Regions from separate parts of the Homo sapiens genome. Here region 1 is linked to region 2. Evidence: chromatin loops called from intact Hi-C (ENCODE). Cell type or tissue: PC-9. All regions are shown on one strand. Each heading gives the region's core, and the rest is flanking DNA. Links, peaks and the distances in the headings are about the cores only. Region 1 has its middle 12 kb from the start of SNX10. Region 2 has its middle 56 kb from the start of MIR148A.

Region 1 (8,707 bases), core at 545-8,544, 390 kb before region 2:
CCCAGGAGGTGGAAGCTGCAGTGAGCTGTTATCATGCCACTGCACTCCAGCCTGGGTGACAGAGTAAGACCCTGTCAAAAAAAAAAAAAAATATATATATATATATATATATATACACACACACACACACAGACAATATATATATATTTATATATATACTATATATTTCTCTATATACACTATATATAATATATAAATATATGTATGTATATATTTATAAGATATACAAATATATGTATGTATATATTTATAAGATATACAAATATATGTATGTATATATTTATGATACACAAATATATGTATGTATATATTTATAAGATACACAAATATATGTATGTATAGATTTATAAGATACACAAATATATGTATGTATATATTTATAAGATACACAAATATATGTATGTATATATTTATAAGATACACAAATATATGTATGTATAGATTTATAAGATACACAAATATATGTATGTATAGATTTATAAGATACACAAATATATGTATGTATAGATTTATAAGATACACAAATATATGTATGTATAGATTTATAAGATACACAAATATATGTATGTATAGATTTATAAGATACACAAATATATGTATGTATATATTTATAAGATATACAAATATATGTATGTATATATTTATAAGATATACAAATATATGTATGTATATATTTATAAGATATACAAATATGCGTATGTATATATTTATAAGATATACAAATATGTGTATGTATATATTTATAAGATATATAAATATATGTATGTATATATTTATAAGATATATTTATATATTTTCTATATATTTATACAGAAAATAGAGTATAGTACATAAATAAATATTTATAAATATTTTATTTATATACACAAATATATATATCTATATACACAAAGAGACAAGCACTGAAGGTATTGTAGGGGCAGCAAAACTCCACCTCTGTCCTCTTTTAGGCTGGGCTGGAGAATTAAATTGACGTAAGACAGATTAACAGGATGAAAGCATGCAAGTTTATTTAATACAAGTTTTACATGGCATGGGAGCCCCCATAAGGAAATGAAGACCCAGAAGCAGTTAAAGTTATTTTAACAAGGTCTGTACAGAAGTTTCTCAGTCTCAACTTTCTATCCTTGATAAGAATGCTGCGGGGGTGGCCAGGTGCAGTGGCTCATGCCTGTGGTCCCAGCACTTTGGGAGGTCCCAGCCGAGGCAGGAGGATCATGAGGTCAGGAGATCAAGACCATCCTGGCTAACACGGTGAAACCTCGTCTCTACTAAAAAATACAAAGAAAAATTAGCCAGGTGTGGTGGTGCACACCTGTAGTCCCAGCTACTTGGGAGGCTGAGGCAGGAGAATGGCGTGAACCTGGGAGGCGGAGCTTGCAGTGAGCCGAGATCGCGCCACTGCCCTCCAGCCTGGGTGACAGAGGGAGACTCTGTCTCAAAAAAAAAAAAAAAAAGAATGCTGTGGGGGTTTTGGGGGGTTTCGTTTGTTTGTTTGTTTGTTTGTTTAGAGACAAGATCTTGCTATGTTCCCCAGGCTGGACTCAAACAATCCTCTCACCTCAGCCTCCCAAAAAAATGCTGCATCTTTCACATGAGAATTTCATCTCCTGCTTTTAAGAAACTGAATGAAGGTCGTATTCTTTTTTTTTTTTCTTTGAGACAGGGTCTTTCTCTGTCACTCAGACTAGAGTGCAGTGGCACAATTATGGCTCACTGCAACCTTGACCTCCCAGGCTCAAGTGATCCTCCCACCTTAGCCTCCCAAGTTGCTGGGACTACAGGCACAAACCACCATGCCCGGATAATTTTTGTTTGTTTGTTTTGTTTTGAGACAGAGTCTTGATCTGTTGCCAAGGCTGGAGTGCAATGGTGCAATCTCAGTTCACTGCAACCTCCCCCTCCCAGGTTCAAGCAATTCTCCTGGCTCAGCCTCCGGAGTAGCTGGGATTACAGGTGCCCACCACCACACCTGGCTAATTTTTGTATTTTTAGTAGAGATGGGGTTTCACCAGGTTGGCCAGGCTGGTCTTGAACTCCTGACCTCAGGTGATCATCCTGCCTTGGCCTCCCAAAGTGCTGGGATTGAAGGCGTGTGCCATCATGCCCAGCCTTTTTTTTTTGTAGAGATAGGGTCTTGCCATGTTGCCCAGGCTGGTCTTGAACTCCTGAGTTCAAATGATCCTCCGGCCTCGGCCTCCCAAAGTGCTTGGATTTGCATGAGCCACCACGCCCAGCCAGGGGTGTCATATTCTTAACCCATTCAATAGAAACAGACAGCTCACAAAAGAGGAAGTACCAATAACTAATAAACATAAAAGGAGAATCCATTTCCCAACAGTTTAGTAAAAAAAATATTTGAGACAGGGTCTCACTCTGTCTCTGTTGCCCAGGCTGTAGTGCAGTGGTGTGATGATGGCTCACTGCAACCTCAACCTCCCAGGTTCAGGTGACTCTTCCATGTGTCTCCTGGGTAGCTGGAACTACAGGTGCACACCACTACACTTGGCTAATTTTTTGGATTTTTCATAGAGATGGGGTTTTACCATGTTGCACAGGCTGATCTCAAACTCCTGGGCTCAAGCAATCTACTCACTTCAGCCTTCCAAAATGCCAATATTACAGTGTGAGCCACTGACTCCAGCCCAAAAAATTTTTTTAATTTTTATTGTTTTTTTTTTATAGAGATAGGGTCTCACTATATTGCCCAGGCTGGTCTCGAACCCCTGGCTTCAAGCAATCCTCCCACTTCAGCCTCCCAAAGCACTGGCATTACAGGCATGATCCACCACACCCAGCCAAGTCAAAAAATTTTTGCATTGAGAATATCATATATTGACAACAGGTAGTTTCATGCTTTGCTCGTGAGAGTATAAATTGGAAAAGCAATTTTTAAAATTTATTTATTATTATTTTATTTTTGAGACAAAGTCTCGCTCTGCACCCAGGCTGGAGTGCAGTGGCGCGATCTCGGCTCACTGCAAGCTCCACCTTCCAGGTTCAAGCGATTCTCCTGCCTCAGCCACCCAAGTAGCTGGGATTACAGGCATAGGCCACCATGCCCAGCTAATTTTTGTATTTTTAGTAAAGACAGGGATTTGCCATGTAGGCCAGGCTGGTCTTGAACACCTGACCTCAGGTGATCTGCCTGCCTCAGCCTCCCAAAGTGCTGGGATTTCAGATGTGAGCCACTGCGCCCAACCTGGAAAAGCAATTCTAGAGAGCAATTTAGCAATGTCCTATTGAAAGGACAGGCAAGCCCCAAAATCGCGGCTTAGCGTGGGAGGGTTCTTAGCTTCACCCAGGAAAGAATTCAAGGGTGAGCTGGTAGTGTTAAACAGCAACTTTTATTGAAGCAGCAGTGTACAACCGCAACTGTGGAGCAGGGCTACCCCATAGGCTGTGTGTACAGAATAGCAGCTCAGAGGTAGTTCAGCAGGCATAGTTATACCCACTTTTAATTACATGCAAATTAAGGGGGAGTTGATGCAGAAATTTCTAGGAAAAGCATGGTAACTTCCAGGTCATCGAGTCATTGCTATGGAAAGGGAAGGTAACTTCTGAATGTTGCCATAGCAACGGTAAACTGCAATGGCACACCGGTGGGTATGTCTTATGGAAAGCTGCTTCCACCCTGGCCCTGTTTAAGCTAGTCCTCAATTTGGTCTGGTGTCCAAGCCCTTCCTCCAGAGTTGAGTCCCACCTCCTACCTCACTATCAAAACTAAACTCATATGTGCCTTATGGCCCGGCAATACTACCTCTTAGTATCTCTCCTACAGAAGCCCTCACGCATGTGCCTGAGAAGATATGTACAAGGGTAGACACTGCAGCATGGTTGGTAACAGCAAAAAACTGGAAGCAAGTTAAATGTTCACCAATACAGAAATGTTTAAATAATCCATAGTATATTCATAGTGTGGAATATCATACATCAGATTTTAAAATTAGCAAGGGCTAGCTGCTCAACACACATAGAAGCCGATATGGCATTGACTTTTGAGAAAAGAAAAAGCTTCATTGCAACTTGACTGGCAAGGAGACAGGAGGCAATTCTCAAATCTGTCTCTCAAGCAGGGGTCTGGGGCAGGTTTTATGGGCAAAGGGGAACAATGGAGGATATAGGAAGATGAGATAAAGGTGTGACCTGATTAGGTTCATGCAAAGAAGCAGTGATCTGATGAGATCATGCAATGGGGTCATGTTGGGTCCTCAACTTTTAGAAAAGTCCATACTCCAACAAAACAGGGCAACCCTTGCTTTTTAATGTGGTCTCTGTTGCTTGATCCAAAGCACTTAGATTCTGCCTGTGGTTGGTTTTTTCATTCCAGCTGGCTCTGAGGTCAGGACCTGGGCCTGCTTGATTCTTCTGGCCATACTCAGGTTAGGTGACTTGCAACCTGGGTGTCCTTAGGAGCTGAGAAACAACTCATCATTTTGTTACATTTTGTTGCTGACAAAGTTGAACCAGATTGGTCTAGTTCCAGGGTTACATATGGTTACATTGAAAGATCTTTAAGGCATACTGAGAAAGGCAAGATAGAAAATATAGTGCGCTACTTGTTAAAGGTGCAGGGTCTTGACTGCAAATTGTCAGGTTCTTGGCGTTTTGAACAGAGAATTAGACAAAATGCAAAGCAAAGCAAGGAAAGAATTAAGCAAGGAAAGCAGAGATTTATTGGAAATGAAAGTACACTCCACAGGGTAGGAGTACCTGGAGCAGTGACTCAAGGGCCCTGATTGCAGGATCTTCTGGGGTCCAAACATCCTCTAGAGGTTTTCCATTGGCCATTTGGTGGATACCTCATGCAAATAAAGTAGTGGCCCACGATCGGGCTGATTGGTTGCAGAAAGCAACCAATCAGAGGCTAAAGTGAAATTACAAAGTTACACTCCTATGCAAACATCTGATTGGTTGCTCAAAGCAACCAATCAGAGGTACTTTCAGTTTTCCATCTGCCAAGCAGAAAGTGGGGGACAGGGGTGGTTTGCAAAGGGAGTAGCGTTTGGTCATTTTGATACTTAGGTGTTGAAAGTTGGGGTTTTCCTTTTGATTTAGTTCTAGGAAGTCAGTATGAATCGGCCTTAGGTTCCCTGCCTCCAGACCCTATTCTGCCTCACTACTGTTTATATTTTAAAAGTTTTTTTTCAGTTATTTATTTACTTATTGTTTTTTGTTTTTAATTTTTTTTTTTTTTGGTAGAGACAGTGGCATCTCACTACATTGCCCTGGCTGGTCTCGACCTCCTGGCCTCGTGATCTTCCTGCCAAAGCCTCTCAAAAAGTTTTAAAATAATAAAATTTCTATTTTTCTATGTACATATATTTATGTATGTGAATATATGGTCTAGAAGGACAAATTCAAACTTTTATAAGAGATTACCTCTGGGGAGAGGAATGATCCAACATAGCAGCTAGCCTATATAATACCTTTGTGAGAATTTTTTAAAGGTTACCTTTCTTCCAGACAATTTACTGCCATCTGCTGGAAAATTATCATTTAAAAATATCAAATATACTACCCTGTGAATAGTGACCCCTAGGGTTGCTGATGGCACAACTTGCACACAGTCTGTGGCCTTAGAGGACATTCCTTGAGACTGAGATCAAGTTTTATTCTGAGGTCTATACAAAATAAGTCAATTTGACCACATGGATAAACACTAGCTTTCAATGTGTTAAAATTTATTTTGTAACATTTCCATGTACAAAAGCACCTACGTTTTGGAGAGGTGAGGTTCGTGGGTTAAATTGTGGGTTATGTCACTGACAAAATCAGAGACTCACTGCTTCCAAGTGCAGGGAGGATTTGAGCAGCAGCAACTGGGTACTAAACAAGAAAAGTTACCTCTCAGGTCCTTCCTTTCGAATAGGAGGAATGCAGTATATTCTTGCATAATAAAGTATTTCTCAGTACCAGGTTTCCATTTTCTTCCCTTCCTGTTTCAAATCATGTTTTGGAGGCAGGAAGAATTCGTAAAGTAGTTGCAGCAATTTACAGTACTTTTGCAATATTAAGCAATTCAAATTACCATTAAATTTCTACGTGTGTGACTTTAGACATAACGCCAGTGAAATGTAATACTGATTTTTATATTGTTTGGTTTTTGTTTTTGTTTTTTTGAGACGGAGTCTCGCTCTTTCACCCAGTCCGGACTGCAGTAGCGCGATCTCGGCTCACTGCAAGCTCTGCCTCCCGGGTTCGCACCATTCTCCTGCCTCAGCGCCCCGCCTCCCCCCCTCCCCCCGAGTAGCTGGGACTACAGGCACCCGCCACCGCGCCCGGCTAATTTTTTGTATTTTTTAGTAGAGATGGGGTTTCACCGTGTTAGCCAGGATGGTCTCGGTCTCCTGACCTCGTGATCCGCCCGTCTCGGCCTCCCAAAGTGCTGGGATTACAGGTGTGAGTCACCGCGCCTGGCCTGATTTCTATATTGTTAAAGCAAACTAAACATGGCCTGAGGACTCTGTACTTCTTTTTTTTTTTTTTTTTGAGACACAAAAAAATTTTTTGAGACAGGGTAGGAGTAGCTGGAGCAGTGACTCAAGAGTTTTGCCCTTCTCACCCAGGCTGGAGTGCAGTGGTGCGATCCCAGCTCACTGCAACCTCCACCTCCCAGGTTCAAGCAATTGTACAGAAACAGCTGAATTGGCCGGGCGTGGTGGCTCACGCCTGTAATCCCAGCACTTTGGGAGGCCAAGGCGGGCAGATCACGAGGTCAGCAGATCGAGACCATCCTGGCTAACACGGTGAAACCCCGTCTCCACTAAACATACAAAAAAAATTAGCTGGGCGTGGTGGCGGGCGCCTGATAGTCCCAGCGGCTCGGGAGGCTGAGGCAGGAGAATGGCGTGAACCTGGGAGGCGGAGCTTGCAATGAGCCGAGATTGCGCCACTGCACTCCAGCCTGGGCGACAGTGAGACCCTGCCTCAAAAAAAAAAGAAAAAGAAACAGCTGAATTGGTTACAGCTTGGCGTTTGCCTTATGTGAACACAGTTTGAACACACAACAGTGTATCAGTAGTTAAAGGCGTGAGCCACTGTGCCCGGCCCTAAATAATTTATTTTCAATATTTGATGTTTAGGCTGGGCTCGGTGGCTCTTGCCTGTAATCCCAGCACTTTGGGAGGCCGAGGTGCGCAGATCACCTGAAGCCAGTAGTTTGAGACTGGCCTGGTCAACATGATGAAACCCCATCTCTACTAAAAATACAAAAAAATTAGCCGGGTTGGTGGTGTGCGCTTGTAGTTCCAGCTACTCGGGAGGCTGAGACAGGAGAATCGCTTGAACCTGGGAGGCAGAGGTTGCAATGAGCCGGGATCTCACCACTGCACTCCAGCCTGGGCTGCAAGAGCAAAACTTGGTCTCAAAAAAAAAAAAAGAAAAAAGAAAAGAAAAAAGAAATCTGGCTGGGCGTGGTGGGTCACTCCTGTAATCCCAGCACTTTGGGAGGCTGAGGCTGGTGGATCACCTGAGGTAAGGAGTTCAAGACCAGCCTGGCCAACATGATGAAACCCCGTCTCTACAAAAATTAGCCAGGCATGATGGCGGGTGCCTCTAATCCCAGCTACTCGGGAGGCTGAGGCAGGAGAATCGCTTGAATCCAGGAGGCAGATGTTGCAGCGAGCCGAGATCACACCACTGCACTCCAGCCGAGGCAACAGAGCAAGACTCCGTCTCACAAAAAAAAAAAGAAAAAAAAAGAAAGGAAAAAAGTCTATTAAATAAGATTTATTTTTGCTTTTTAATTTTTTGTCAAGAAACACACCTCTGCTTAATGTTTTAATTAAATTTATTTATTTATTTATTTATTTTTGAGGGGGCAGAGGACAAATACTTTTTAATGGGTTTTAGGATTTTTTTTTACAAATATACCAGACAATCATGCAATGCTGCCAGTATTGAACGCAATCCGGGGCCACAAGTCTGCACACTCCTTTGCTACTGGTCCTGTAATGGCAGAACCCTTCATCTCGTCTTTGTTTTTTATTATGACCCCTGCATTACCTTCAAAATAAAGAAACACACCGTCTTTTCTCCATATGACTTTTGTTGTCAAGTGACCACTGCTGGATGTACCTTTTTTCTGAGCTCTGGTTTGTCTTTCTTGACTGTGGCCATCCCCATGTCACCCACACTGGCAGGGAAGTCTGTTCAGCCGTCCCTGATCCTCTTCACGGAGATGATATACAGATTTTTGGCTCCTGTATTGTCAGCATTGTTGATCAGGGATCCTACCAGAAGACCCAAGGAAATCCAGAATTTTGCACCAGAGGACTCACCACATCCTTGCTTCGACATCTTGAATGCCAGAAAGAAGGAAAAAAGCAATTGACTTCTTTTTTTTAGAAACAGGGTCTTGCTTTGTCGCCCAGGCTGGAGTGCAGTAGCTCGAACACAGTTCACTGCAGCCTTCACCTCCTGGGCTCAAGCAATCCTTCCACCTCAGCCTCTTGAGTAGCTGGGACCACAGACATGCACCACCACACCAGACTAATTTAATTTTTTTTTTTTTTTTTTTTTTTTTTTTTTTTTGTAGAGATGAAGGTATCACCATGTTGCCAGGCTGGTCTCAAACTCCTGGGCTCATGCAATCATCCCACTTCGACCTCCCGAAGCACTGGGATTACAGGTGTGAGACTCCGTGCTCAACCTAGCTTTTAAATTTTGATAGGTGATATTGAATGTGTTAGAAGATGAATAACTT
Region 2 (8,707 bases), core at 285-8,284:
ATTTAATACCCATTTCCCATGTTTTCTATAAATAAGATGTAATTTTATAATCAGAAAAAAAGATTATATTTAAAAATTTTTAAATTATAAAAGCAGCCAGTGAGACTAAACACTAAAAATAAAGAGTGATTTGGGGATTAAAAATGGTCATTTTATCTAGATTGGTTCATAAACTGTATGGTTCATGTTCAGGAAAAACTAACAAACAAAAATATGGTGCTAATTTGTTACATTTCCAAGGAGAAGATTAAGGATGTATGATTTAAAGATGAAAACCACAATTGCAATAGAGCATGTGGCAAATATTTCAAGCTAGCAAAGTTTGACTAGGTAGTGGAATCACTTTCATGACTAAAGAAAGCTATACTGAATGTGTAGGAGTGAGGCTCTAGGGAGCCTCACTAGGAGAAGCTCTTGCAAGATCCCTGCACCATGTGGTAAGCTGGTTTCTTCCTCCGTGGTCTTTGGCCCTGGCTTGTTTTGTGTGATAAAAAGGAAGAGTCATCGGAGAGCTTCATATACAGCGAACACAACCTCAGAGATACTTTGGAGCTTTCTGGGTGGGGGAGAAAGACGTGGCAAAAGCAGCTGAAGGATTCAGGGTTAACACTTTGCCTTTTGAAGAGACTTCAGTTCTTGGAGGGCTTCCAGTCTGAATTTGGGGAATTCATCAACAGGAAAACAAATAGCTGGCAGGCTCTGTATTTACTCTGCCCTTCTCAAGGTTGCAACATAAATCTCCCAACTTGGAAAGCATTAAGGCCGAGGAGACATTTTGTGAGTTCAGGGACTCTCCTCCAGTCTGCATGAACCACGTCTACCCTCATTTCGGGAAAACACAGGCACCAGCCCTCAAGGTGCTGCGGGAGACAGTACTGACACTGTTTGACTCGCTTGGGGCAGACTGGGGAAATGAGAGCTGGAAAACTTGAGTTCTCAAGTGAGAGCTGTTGGTCTGCTTTGGAAAAAACCCACTTACGCCAGGAGAATGAAAGCCCTGAGAAGTTCTCACTGGGTGAGTTTATGGCAGGCTTGCCATGAAAAATACCCAATGGTTCTTTGATGGTGCCCGAATTGTAATATAGCTAGATCAATTCTGGAAGCAACCTTCTTCAACACCACTGGAATATGTATGCTCCCATGCCCAACGTTTCCAATTAGCAGAGAAGCTAATGCTGGAAACCATTACATATAATCCAGAAAAACTGTCTATGTAACATTATAAAAATTGAATATGTGTCAGAAGTGGATTTAGATTCTTTGGGTTAATATTATTTTTGCAATTAAGTAAGGAACTGACATTAATTTACTTGCTCTGTGTGATTAGGTTAATTTACTCCAGAATAATCTTGCATTTTAAAAATTAAAAATGGTAGCTGTATCTTCTCATTATCAATCAAACTAGCAGTGGCACTACAGAAACATCGTCATTTTGTACTCAACTGTGCTCTTATAGACAGTCAAATAAGCACTAAAAAATGACAAATTACCATGCTCTGATAGATCTTCACGTTTAAGTACCTACAAATAACTGTCCATTTGTGAATGGTTAAGCTTAATCCATTATTTTTCCTATAAGCAAGATAACCTCTTTCATAAATAGATATCTACAAATAATACTTAGAGCAGTTTAACTCTTAGATATAATAATGCCACAGTATGTAGAAAACGAAATAGGCTTACAAAAATAAAGCTAAATAGTTTATCCTTTTTTTGACCTTCACAAATGTAAGTGTTCTATCTATGGCTCTATAAATTGTTTAAATCCTTTAATGATGCAAATGCGCTGATAATGTTCCTATACTTGCTGGAACTATGGTTCTGTTAATATTTTGAAAATTACTTTAATTAACCTTATCTCATTTTGTAGTAGTTATAGAACACTTTTATATTTTTTAACTGTGCACTAATTTGTTTCATCATTAACCTTGGGTTTTACCCTTGGTAATTATGGTAATTCATAATTTGGGTTGTGTCAGGTGCTAGTGGATTCAAACAATACATATTGTGGGAACCATCAATAGCTTTGGTAGTCAGGATTCTTTAGTTTGCAGGGGACAGAAAAAAGGCTTGGCAGGCTGGAGGGTAGAGGGGCAGGGTTCCGCAGAAGATTCCCAGGAATGGTTTTTAGTTGGCCAAGGACTCTGGTGGAGGAAGGGGGATGCTGAGTGGCCTAGGTCAGGCACTTACCCGACCCTCCCTAACTCCTCCTTCTGAAATCAGAGAGGGAGGAATCTGTGATAGAAGAAGGAGGAAAAGGAATGGATAGCCCCAAACACTGCGCACTATAATAGTTAATCATATTGATAGTGAGCGCGCGGTCTCTCTCTCTCTTTCTCTCCAGGCAGCCAAAGACTGCCACCATATGCAACTGGGTCCTGCATTTTTCATCTGCATCACCAATTTGTCACTCGAAAACCCAGGTCTCAATCCTCCCTGATTTTTCCAGAAACACCACTAGTATCCAATTCAGTAGGTCCCTATCATGGGCAGTGCGGGGGCGCCGGGCGTGGGCGACGCTCGTGTGTGACTCGCAGCTGGGCAGCCATCCCCGCGGGCGTCCTGGCTCCCCTTCCCTCTGAAAGCGCCGGGGCGGGCCAGCAGGGGGCGAGTTTCATTTCCGCACCGGAGACCCAGCCGGAATCACAAATGCCGCGAACTACACCCTCCTTTCCTGATCTGGCCAGGAGTCTGTGTCATTAAAACTCTCAGTTCTGCTTTTCCCTATATTAACATTATCTTCATTTTGAGCACATCACGTTCAGTGACAGAAAAGGAGATCCCATGAGTCACTGGAGGTAGACTTAAAATAGCTTAAGGATGATATTTCATGGATGTTAGTGACATCAGTCGAAGAAGCAGTGCTTTCAAAGAGCAGAATTCCTCATATTCACTCTTCGGATACCCAGCAGTTTTCCAGGTCTTGGTCTATACCCAGCCTTTTTCTTGGAGGAAGGTGCTCATCTTCCCACACAGGCTACACAGGGGGCAGGGAAAGTTGGGACAGGTGGCACAAGGCCATGTGAAGCCCCCCGTCCTCCTGCCGGGGCATCTTACATATTGCTGCCACTGCCGAGGGGGCATATCTGTGTATAGCTGCCCAGCAGAGTACAGGGAAGGTGTTATGTGGGAAGGAAGACTCCTGGGTGGGTAGGAGTTTGGGCTAAGTCCCTCCTGGTCCAGGTAACTTAGCTGGCCCCTGCAGATATGAGTGGTGGGAGACGGGATCCGGCGGGTGAGAGAGGGGAACCACAGAACCACAGGCTTTTCTCAGGTCGGGGAAAGACCTTAGAGATCACTTAGCTCAATGTCTTCTTTTCCTGACGCCCAGGGAAATTGTGAACAAATTCACCACCACAGAACTAGGCAAGTCCCCTGGTGGGCAAATGGACACCTTCACAGAAGCCATTTTCTTTCCTTGTGTATTATGTATCAAAGGCTAACTGTTTAACAAGCAACCCCGTGTCACAGTGGCTTAACACAAAACAAGTTATTTCTTGCTCTTGGACCACTGAAAGCGTTTCTTGGACAGCTTCCATGCAGTGATTCAGGGACCCAGGCACCTTTCATTCTGTGGCCCCACCATCCCTAAGGGCCTTAATGTTTGCTGCTGAGTACTCTGCATCTGGCTGTGACAGGTAGAGAGAGAGAATGAAGGACTGTGCAGGAGGTGGGCAGGCCTCACTGCCACTCACATTCCACTAGCTAGACGCCACTCTCAGGGCCAACCTTCCCCCAAGGGGAGCTGGGAAATGTAGTCCAGCTGTGTGCACAGGAAGCAGATAGGATGGCTCGGGGCAAGCACACAGCAGTGTCTGCCTCACCTATCTTCAAAGAAAACAGTCTTTGAGTTCTTTTGGGTTATTTACACTGGGTAGCAGAAGGCACATGATCTTTGGAGGTGGACAGACTTGGGTTTGGATATTGGCAGTGTGACCTTGGGCAAAGAAGTAACCTTTAGCCTCAGTTTGCTCAGCTGGTAAATGGGGCTATCTTGTGGGTATTACCTGAGGTAAGGAATGTAACTTGTCTATGTTACCACGTGGTCTCACATGTTTGTTTGTACAAACCAATGGGGCTGGGAGTATTGTTGGGGGAGGAGGAAACAGACTTCCTGTGTCCCATTTCCCCCACTCTGGATGGCAGCACTGCCCAACAGCTTCATTAGACGCCAAGAGTGGTGGCACTTTCTTCTGTCACTTGTTAAATTTCGATGTAGTTCATTCTAATCAATATGGGACTTTGGAAGGAAAAAAAGCATTCCCCAAACCCACAAGCAACCATTTTATTTGATTCATAAAAATTCAGTCACTGAGAAGGCAGTTCCAGCAAGAGAGTTTTGATCCTTCTTGCTCAGGCTGAGATGGTCACATCTAGAAAGCAGTGATTTTAAAATCCTATTTTCTTCTGAAAAAAAAAAAAATTTTTCTGAAGGGCAGTGAAAAGAGAAATAATCTAAGCTGAAGTGTCACTTTTCACTTATGGATATTGATGCTCTAAGACTAAATCTGGCTGACAGGAGTAAAGAGAACTGCCTTCTCATCATGGGTGAGACCCTGCAGGGTGAGATGTGGCTCAGGTATCATGGTGTGCCCAGGGACTGGCACATTAGGGGCTTCAATAAATATTTGCTGGTTAAATTAATAGGTGATTGAAGACAGTTACAGAAGTAATAACAACGAAAACAATTTTTTGGCCTGAAACGTCACTTTTTTTTTTTTTTTTTTGCGGGGTGGGTGGAGGGGAGGCAGTGGAATCCTGCATTTTAGTTTTTGGATTCCCTGAATGGTTTCTTCAATCATAAATGTTTGCTAAACACACACACACACACACACACACACACACACACACACACACACGCTCATACACGCTCATACACATGCCGACATTCTATAGGAAGGTAAAATAAAGAGGAAGCCCAATTGTGTCTGCCTTTTTAGGGCATTGTCCTTTAAAATAACCTTCCAAGCCTAGCTAGTTAAGCTTAGTGGCGATAAGATATTGAAAGCAATAAATAAATCCACATACGGATCTCAGAAGGTTAACAGTTTTTTAAGAAATTATTGTTCAAATCCAAGGGTAAAATGGCGCCTGAAATTACAAAACGTGGTCCTGTAGTGCCCTCTGGTGTCTTTTGCCTGGAATTGTCAAAGTCTGCCATTGCACCTAGCTCTAGTTATTAGCATAATCTTGATTTATTTGAGTCCGGGACTTTGGGGCCCTGGCTGATTTGGAGGGGAAGTGGGGGACGCAGGAAGCTGGGACTACTTTCTTTCAGGCCTTTTTTCAAATGGGTTACCAGCACAATGTAAAAATAATTTTATATTAACCCTGGTATAAGATTTAAAAATTGAAACGAATCATTATCTTGAAAAGAAGCCTTTTAGCTCCAAAAAATTATTGGCTTTTTTTCCAGAAGGCATATTATGCAGTTTCTTTTGTCCATTAAGCTATTCTTTGCAAATCAATTGGACAGAGGACATTTTTTAATTTCAGAAATTAATTATCACATGTAATAACTGAACCATTCTTTATTTTTTCTTGATACCCATTCAGTTAAATAAAAGACATGTGAGCTAGTCTATGAAATAGAATAAAGATTATGAATAAAATTAAAATATTCTAAAAGACAGTATTTTTTATGTTAAAAAAGTGTTGAAATTTATTCCATAAGGATGTTCATATTTTGAGGAAGGGGAAACTAGTCAAATTATACATATTTGGCAAGTGAAAATGGTGTAAGGCAATCACTGAGAGTTTTAGATTGTTAGTATTTGTTAATGAATCTGGCTTAACTCTAAATGCTGCAGCCAACATGGTAAAGTGCTATGAAAAAAGAAGGGTCTTCTTTCACCACCTTCTGTGAAGATGAAAGTCAATTTAATTCAATTTGTAGGTATTTAATGGGTGGCTCTGAGCACCAGGGACTGGGCTTAGGCCTGGCCTGGGTGGAATCCCTGACCCTCAGGAGCTCCAGGCCCAGGAGGGGGACATGTTGGCAACACCCGCCATTTGCAGTCCAGGGGATGCAGGCTGCGCTGGAAAGAGAGCATGCAGGAAGGAGCCTGTGAGATTGAAGGAATCAGGGGAGGCCTCCCTGGAGGACATGACCTTGGAAGATAGGAGTCAGCCAGGTGGGCAAGAGATGCAGGGCATCACAGACACAGGAAGGGCCAGCAGAGCACTTCTTTGGAGCAGGGATATGGAGGGGAGGAGAGGTCAACCTAGAGAGGGTCCCCAACATGCTCTACTGAGCCAAACAGTTTTATAACAAGAGCCTGGAGTGCTCTGCAGGGTTTAGGCCAGAGAGGGATACGTGCAGCCCAGTAGCCCAGAGAACATGGGTTGGAGGGGAGCCAGCTGAGGTTGACCACAGATTCTCAGTGGAAGGACAGTGCATGTCTCAAATTCTTCTCGCTTTGTGACAATAGTCACCAACGTTTATGAAGACCCTTGCAGGCAGGAGTGCAGAGCAGAGAAGAGACTGGAGCTTCGGCACTTGGCAAGACCTCCCTGAAAGGCTGGCTTGCCCACTGCCAACTTTGGGCGGGTTTCCTGACCTCTTGAAGCCTCAGTGTTTTCCCCAGTGAACTGGGCATGATGAAACTACTTTCCAGGATTGGAGAAGGTGTATAGGATGTGATTGGCAGAGGGGCTGGCACATTGCAAGTGCCTTGTAAATGATACTTGACTTTTATTAAAGGGAAAATGATTCACATCATAAAAGCTCGAGATCAAGCCAGGCCCCTGCATATAATCTCATGGCAACTCCAAACCATCTTATAGCATCTGGTTATGTATATTTTTATATGATTATACGATTAATGTCTGCTCCTTCTTCTAGCTCCACAAAGGCAGGACTGTGTCCTGCTGACAGCCCATGTGAACCTTGTCACCATGGTTCATGTGCATGGAAGGTGCTAGAAAATAGCCATCAAATGAAGGACAAGGAGAATGGCTGGGGACAGCTCTGCCAACATCTTCTTGCTTTGGTGATGACAGAACTAAAAAATGGTAAAGGAACCCAAATATTTCCCATAATACTGTGATTCTGGGACTGAAAACTTGTTTTGTAACGTACAGTTGAATTAGGGGCATTAGTGTCCTCATTCTAGCCAAGTGGGAGGACAAAGTAGTGGTTGACAGAACTGGCCTCTGAGTCAGAAAGACCTGGATTAGGGTTTCAGTTTCATCACCAACTTCTCTGCGCCTGCATTTGCTCATCTGCAGAATAGGGATGAGATGCTTTGTTTGCAGAGTCCTGAGGACTAAACAAGGCAACCTACTTAACACCCTTAGCACAAACTCAACTCCTGTTTTTAGGTGGTATTGATTATTGACTTTATGGATGAAAAATGTCTTTCAGATTCTGGTTCGCTGTTCTGTAGCACGGGAAAGACAAATAGTGGTTTCCATGTTTATTCTCTGCAGTAAAGAAAAATTATCCTGTATTCAGTTTTAAAGGTTTAAAAATCTCAAAAACAACAACTTCTCTGCATCTCTAAATTCACATCAAAATTTTTCAGTGTATTGACAGAAATTGTATATAGCTGTAATTAGTTAATACTATGTGCTGTTTTCAGGTTTTAGCATTGTTTGAATATATATGTGTGTATGTGTTTATGTATTTTTAGGAAGTAAATTAATTCATTCCTCTTTATACATAAATATAAAAATATTCATTTTTATACAAACATGGAAACAATGAGAGACTGAATGAGTTTGACTTCATTCCCATGCCAACCTAGTACTGGGTGCTGGGACTAAAATCCTGGTCTCTGGAGGGTTTTATGAGTAAGTTTGGTGTCGTTTAATTCTTTGTACAACGTCTTCCTGTTGCTTGTTTGTTCCTTCCTTCCCCCACTCATCAGCATGGGTCGAGGGCTCACCACCTGCAGCCAGAGGACTGCGTCAGGACTGTAGATACAAGGAGGTCCATGCACCGAAGGAGCTTGGGGCACGGGCAGAGCTTCTCAGAGGGGTGTGGGTATCAACCCTATGGTGTTTTGGAAATTTGGACTGACGTTTTTGTCATCATAAAATTGAGTGGGCAATGAAGATATTCCGTGGGCAGAGGCCAGTGTTGCTGGAGATCCCAGAATGCCTAAGAGTAATGCCTGGAGGAATGCCACCATGCTCCTCTCCACACTGTCCTCTGACAGCCAAAGGCTGTCCTGCCTCCTGCACGTCTGTCAGATGTCCCACCAGACAGTCACTGATAAGTGAGGAAGCTGGTTATAATTATCTAAGCCTCGTTCCCGAGTCTGTTTTATAATTAAACACAAAGGCACGTGTATGTGTGTGTTTATATGTTTCGTTTTATATTCATATAAGTATGTAAATGTTTAGTTTTTGGCTCTGAATTTTCCACCATGCAAATCAAGAGAAGATTGTATTTCATTGTGTTCAGGGTTTCATTAAGAGTTTTTCTTCTGTATGGGATGAATGTCATCCATGCTATCTGAATCACCTGAACAGGATGCTCTGTGGGGCCACACTGTGGGGCTCCTGCAGCACCCATGGGGTTCCACACAGGGGGCAAGTGCTGACCATGGCTGTGTGCCTTCTGGTAGTCAGTTGGAACATTTACTTGTTGATACATGTATATATTTTTATCACAAATTACTTTTGTTTTTCCTTTCTGTTACAGATAGGGCATTGTATTGATGGTGTTGTCATTGTTGAAATTATGTGCTTAGGTAGATTA

The links. Peaks named below come from ENCODE experiments on the same cell type or tissue, not always from the same donor. Only the 100,000 strongest peaks of a DNase experiment are listed, where the experiment ranks them.
Region 1: a loop joins it to region 2, with 5 times the contacts of the local background. A loop is called at or near these places in 16 of 110 quality-filtered maps.

The regions. Positions count from the first base shown.
Region 1 is chr7:26,275,789-26,284,495 of GRCh38, reverse strand. It overlaps the pseudogene RPL23P7. Among named protein-coding and RNA genes, the nearest start is that of SNX10, 12 kb to the left of the region's middle. In PC-9, for the core only: CTCF peaks have their summits at 5,329 and 5,540; a DNase peak (open chromatin) is centred at 5,545.
Region 2 is chr7:25,889,430-25,898,136 of GRCh38, reverse strand. No RefSeq gene overlaps it. Among named protein-coding and RNA genes, the nearest start is that of MIR148A, 56 kb to the left of the region's middle. RefSeq lists enhancers at 2,788-2,877, 5,071-5,150. In PC-9, for the core only: CTCF peaks have their summits at 2,411, 2,614 (motif pointing right), 4,920 and 5,121 (motif pointing left); a DNase peak (open chromatin) is centred at 5,126; H3K4me3 peaks cover 612 bases.